2 separate regions of the Homo sapiens genome follow, and region 1 is linked to region 2. Evidence: chromatin loops called from intact Hi-C (ENCODE). Cell type or tissue: CD14-positive monocyte. All regions are shown on one strand. Links, peaks and the distances in the headings refer to the core of each region. The heading gives the core; the rest is flanking DNA.

What was found. A loop is a pair of places that touch in the nucleus more often than their neighbours do. Peaks named below come from ENCODE experiments on the same cell type or tissue, not always from the same donor. Only the 100,000 strongest peaks of a DNase experiment are listed, where the experiment ranks them.
Region 1: a loop joins it to region 2, with 2.5 times the contacts of the local background. A loop is called at or near these places in 7 of 110 quality-filtered maps.

The regions. Positions count from the first base shown.
Region 1 is chr14:20,793,155-20,796,077 of GRCh38, reverse strand. The region is part of intron 1 of LOC107984671 (a long non-coding RNA gene); the gene reads left to right. All of the region lies in intron 3 of LOC105370397 (a long non-coding RNA gene), which reads right to left. Among named protein-coding and RNA genes, the nearest start is that of RNASE1, 8.2 kb to the left of the region's middle. In CD14-positive monocyte, for the core only: no CTCF peak of the experiment used is centred there; a DNase peak (open chromatin) is centred at 1,227; H3K4me3 peaks cover 849 bases; H3K27ac peaks cover 1,814 bases.
Region 2 is chr14:20,713,794-20,716,716 of GRCh38, reverse strand. LOC124903282 (a long non-coding RNA gene) reads left to right here and starts at 994. Exons shown (of 2, transcript XR_007064061.1): 1 at 994-2,923. In CD14-positive monocyte, for the core only: no CTCF peak of the experiment used is centred there; DNase peaks (open chromatin) are centred at 566, 1,096 and 1,626; H3K4me3 peaks cover 1,492 bases; H3K27ac peaks cover 2,407 bases.

The DNA.
Region 1 (2,923 bases), core at 90-2,589, 79 kb before region 2:
ACATGCCTGTAATCTCAGTTACTTGGGAGGCTGAGGCAGGAGAATTGCTTGAACCCAGGAGGCAGAGGTTGCAGTGAGCTGAGATTGCGCCATTGCCACTATATATATATGTATATATATATTATATATATACACATATATGTATGTATGTGTGTATGTGTGTATATGTGTGTGTATATATATACACACACATATATAAATTATATATATTATATTATATATATTATATTATATATGTGTGTGTATATATACACACGTGTATATATATACACACGTGAGTATATATACACGTGCGTATATATACACATGAAATGTAACATAACATTTTCTTTTTTTTTTTTGAGTTGCTCTGTCTCTCAGGCTGGGGTGCAGTGGCATGATGTTGGCTCACTGTAACCTCCACCTCCTGGATTCAAGAGATTCTCCTGCCTCAGCCTCCTGAGTAGCTGGGACTACAGGCACACACCACTATGCCCAGCTAATTTTTGTGGTTTTAGTAGAGATGGAGTTTCACCAAGTTGGCCAGGCTGGTCTCAAACTCCTGACCTCAGGTGATCCACCCGCCTTAGCCTCCCAAAATGCTGGGATTATAGGTGCGAAGTACTGCGCCCAGCCTAACATAACATTTTCTAAGTAACATTTGGGTCAAAGAAGAAATCAAAAGAAAAAAATTAAAATATATACAATATATAAAAAATTGGGTGATGATAAGAAAGTACAATTAAGAGAAAGTTTTGTGAAAGTTGTCAGAATCAAAACGGAGTCACTAATGTTAAAGAAACCCTGACAAGCCTGGGTGCAGTGGCTCACGCCTGTAATCTAAACACTTTGGGTGGCCAAGGTGGGCGGATCACTTGAGGCCAGGAGTTCCACACCAGCCTAGACAAAATGGTGAAACCCCGTCTCTACTAAAAAAAAAAAAAAAAAAAAAAAAAATTAGCTGGGTTTGGTGGCACAGCTGTAATCCCAGCCACTTGGGAAGCTGAGGCACAAGAATCACTTAAACCCAGGAGGCAGAGATTGCAGTGAGTCAAGATTGCACAGCTGCACTCCAGCCCGGGTGACAGAGTGAGACTCTATCTCAGAAAAACAAACAAACAACAACAACAACAAAAATCCTGACAATAGAGCTGGGGAAAGCTAAGAAGGGAGAATTCTTATGCTTGTATGCCTGATAACTATCACAAAAGACCTCAAAAACCACCATCTTGCATAAAGGCCATTGCAACATCATCTAAAAATATTTCTGCAAGGATTTTTACTCAACAACTGCCTATCCAACCTCAAATTGGTGTCATCCTTGTTAGTGATCTTTGTAGCCAAGGATAATCATTTCAAAACAATTTTGTAATCCTCTTCGTTTTTCTTTTGAAAACCTTTGTCTCCCTTTACCTCCCTGAATATGCACATAGTTTACTATGGCACGTGTATTCCCATTGCAATACTTTATTCCCAAATAAATACCTTTTTCTTTTAAAGACCCTCTCTCTGTTTGTTACTTAGGTTAAAAGGTTTTATCGCTAAATACCTATATTAGAAAAGTGGAAGAATCTCAAATTATGATCTTAGGATCCTCCTTAAGAAAATAGAAAAAGATAAAATTTAACCCAAAGGAAGCAGAAAGAAATCAATAAAGGTCAGGGCAGAAATCAATGAAATAAAAAACAGAAAAATGAGAGAGGAATTTAATAAAACCAAATCCTGTTTCGTTGAGAAGATCAACAACATTGCTAAACCTCTCATTAAGCTGAGGAGGAGAAAAGATGTCACAAACAACCAATATCAGAAATGAGAGATGACTTCCTCAGAGATTACACAGATAGCAAAAAGATAATAGGAGAATATGATGAACAACTTTATGTCAATAAATTTAAAAACTTCAATAAAATGGAAAAGTAATTAAGAGACACAAATTTCCAAAGCTCACTTAAAAAATAGGTAACCTGAATAGCCATAGATCTATTTAAGCAATTAAATTTGCAGTTAAAAACCTTTCCACAAAGAAAACTTTATGCTTGACTGGTGAAGTTTATTAAACATTTAAGAAAGCCATGTTAATTCTATACAAACTACTCCAGAAGAAAAGGTTTTCCAACTAATTCTCCGATGTCATTCAAGACAAATTATCCAGAGACATTTAGAAGAAAACTACAGACCAATAGTTCTCATAAATGTAACTCTAAACAAAATTTTAGCAGTTTGAACCTAACAATGTATAAAAAGAATAATATATCACTACCAAGTGGGGTTTATTCCAGGAACAAATGTTGATGTAATTTTTCATGTCAATCAATATAATTCATCATACTAACAAACTTAAAAAAAAACCATTTGATGTTCTCAGCAGACACATAAAGAGCATTTGACAAAACCCCACATTCATTTCTGATAAAAGCTGTCAGCACACTAATAATGGAAGGGAAATTCTCAACCTTTAGGGTATTTGCTATGGGCTAAATGTTTATATCATTCCAAAGTTTACATATGTAAACTCTGACCCCCAGTGTGTTAATACTTGGAGATGGGGCCTTTGGGCAGTAATTAGGTCATAAGAATAGAGCTCTCCTCATGAGATTAGTGCCCTGATAAAAAGAGACATGAGGGAGAAGACCATTATCCCTCTGAAATGTGAGGAGAGAGCAAGGTGTCCCACTGCAAACCAGGGAGTGGGTCTTCACCAGGAGCCAAACTGGCTGATGTCTTGATCTTGAACTTCATAGCCTTCAGGACTTTGAGAAATAAATGTTTGTTGTCTAAACCACCCAGTCTATGGTATTTTTGTTACAGCAGCCTGAACTGAATAAGACATCATCTACAGAAACCCTACAGTTAACATTATACTCAATCTTTGTTTTCCTATCAGACCCCTAAGGAGCTGTCTTAGTCTAGTTCATGCTACTATAACAGGATGCTGGCCAGGTGC
Region 2 (2,923 bases), core at 168-2,667:
AATAGCTGCAGGATTTGAGTCAAGATTAAATAGCTGCAGGATTTTGTGGGTGACAATTAATAAAAACATAGATTGGATAAATTACGTCTATTATAATTAGCAGTGGTTTATTAATTACACCAGGGATGCTGTCAAAGGGATAGCAGAACAATTGGGGCCCACTAGCCAGATGGCCTGGGAAAACAGAATGGCCCTAGATGTGATATTAGCTGAAAAAGGCAGTGTTGGTGTTATGATTAAAACTCAGGGCTGTACCTTTATCCCAAGCAACACTGCCCCCACTGGGAGCATAACAAGGGTCTTACAAGGACTTACTGCTTTATCCAATGAATTAGTTAAAGATTCTGGAGTCAATAACCCTTTCTCAGGATGGCTAGAAAGGTGGTTCAGTAGATGGAAAAGATCATAGCCTCGATTCTTACTTCTCTTGCAGCCGTAATAGGTGTACTCATTCTTGTTGGGTATTGTGTCATACCATGCGTCCGTGGGGCAGTGCAAAGAAACAGCACCTACTAAAACCTCCCTTAACTTTCCTCCACCTTATTCAGAAAAGCTTTCTTCTTTTAGAGGATCAAGTCAAGCAGCAAAGCCAAGACATGTTAAAAAGGTTTGAAGAGGAAGGCCTATGAAAATTGAAAGGGGGGAGATTGTAGGATACAGTAAATTCCTCTTCAGAGTTAGCCTGTTAACTTCCTTTAAAATTCAAGATGGTGGCTGGGCGTGGTGGCTCATGCCTGTAATCCCAGCACTTTGGGAGGCCAAGGCAGGCAGAACATGAGGTCAGGAGATTGAGACCATCCTGGCTAACATGGTGAAACCCTGTCTCTACTAAAAAATACAAAAAAATCAGCCGGGCGTGGTGGCGGGTGCCTGTAATCCCAGCTACTCAGGAGGCTGAGGCAGGAGAATGGCGTGAACCCAGGAGGCGGAGCTTGCAGTGAGCCTAGATTGCACCACTGCACTCCAGCCTGGGTGACAGAGCAAGACTCCATCTCAAAAAAAAAAAAAAATTCAAGAGGGAGAAAAAAATCATTTAAGTACAATGAGTTCTGAGTTCCTCTTCAAAGAACAAATACGTCAGTATGTTCAGCTTCCCTGTTCTTTGTTCTCCATTTTGAAGTTTAACTTCCTTGTTCTTTACACCTCCTTGCCTCTAGTTTCAGTAAACAACCCCCTCCTAGCCTCTATCACCTGTTCTGTCCTTAGGCATCCTTACTCTCCTGTTCTGTAACTGTCCTTCCCTGATGAAACTACTCACCCCACCACTCCAGCTCATACACTCACTCTCTTTAAAATTTCCAACTGGAATTAGCTTAGACTGTGTGGTCCAACCCTAGCCAACAGGGGAAAGACACAGCAGTAGGGACTAGCTGCATTAGGAATAAGACGCCCTTCTCCTCCCTTGTCTGGTGTGCTCTCACCATTGCTCCATCTGAGAGATGCACCCTTCTATAGAAGTAAATTGCTTTGCTGAGAAAATTTTTGCCTGAGTGCTATTTTCACTCTGTGGCACCGAGCACTTACTTCCAACAGTTTGGTTACATTTTTTATCACCCAGCATGGGGCTATATGTCTCTACTGGTCTAGCGTGCCTGGTTTCCGATGGATGGAGCAATTGGCTGTGGCATCATGCCAGGGCTTACTCATTCATGCTACCAGGCAGAGCAACAACTTCTCATGAGGATTAGCTGCTCGTGGCTAGCTGACCTCCCAGCTGGGATTCTAGGGTTGTCCCAGCAGCTGCCAAGAACATCTTTTCCCTCCTTCCCCCTCTGTGGCATCAGCTGCCTGCAATGCTTTATTAGTATAAGGAAAATGATAGTTGAGGAAGTTGACAGGATTCAAGACTGGGTAAATCAAACCAGTTTGCATGCTAGAAATCCTCTGTCTCTGCCATTTGGGCTTTATGCCATTTGGACCTGACACAGGTCTTTTGCAGTATCAGTTAGCCTAAGATTTATTAACTTCCCAGTCTCCTTCTACAGGAATTGGTTCAGGAGTACTCTGTGTTGATCTGTGTGTTTGTGTTCTTTTGATCTCTCCCCTGAGAATGGGCAACTTGACTTCCATTCCATCTAAGTGGCCATTGGGCTGTATATTGGCTTATTGGAAAGCTTATAGCTATGAACTCATAACAAAAAAGATAATGATTTTTTTTCATTGTAACACTGTTTGGCCTATGTATGTGTTGGAATCTGAAAAATGGTGGCTACTGAACAGTGATTTACATTAGTACACCTTATTACAGTTGGCGTTATTTTGCCTAAGATCTGGGAAATGAAATGAGATTCCATGTGTTTAAGCATTTATTACATAACAAAGACTCAGCACATGAGGGGTCTATGTGAATGACGTAGAGAAAAGGGAAAAAGAGATTTCTCTTTCCAGATAGTAAGACCCAAAAGGAAGAGGATATTGATGATATGGGCCTCATAAATATCTTAAATTTCCCCTCCCATGTGGTACTGGGGGCACCAGCCCTCCCAGGATTACCAAATGTAGCCCAGGACCCGGAGAGGCCAAGGTGTCAGCTCCTCTCCCCAGGATGGGGAAGGAATAGAAATGGCTGCTCCACTTGCAGATTTTACTTGGGACCCCAACAATGGAGGAATGGCCCTGTCCAGTCATTATAAAAAGCATGTGTTGGCAGGGTTAAAGAGAAGAATGTAAAAGAGCTTAAATAAAGCCAGGGCAGTTCTCCCAAAGGCAGATGAGAACCCCTGTGAATTTCTGGAGTGCATTTACCAGGTTTACCACAAGTGTATGGACTATGATCCAGAAGCTCCTGAGAATATGAGAATGGTAAACGTGACTTTCATCCAATATTAAACGAAAACTGCAGAAACTGGAGGGGGTATTTGGAATAAACCTTTCCCAACTGCTGGACATTGCCTTCAGAGTATATAATGCCAGGAAGGCCAAA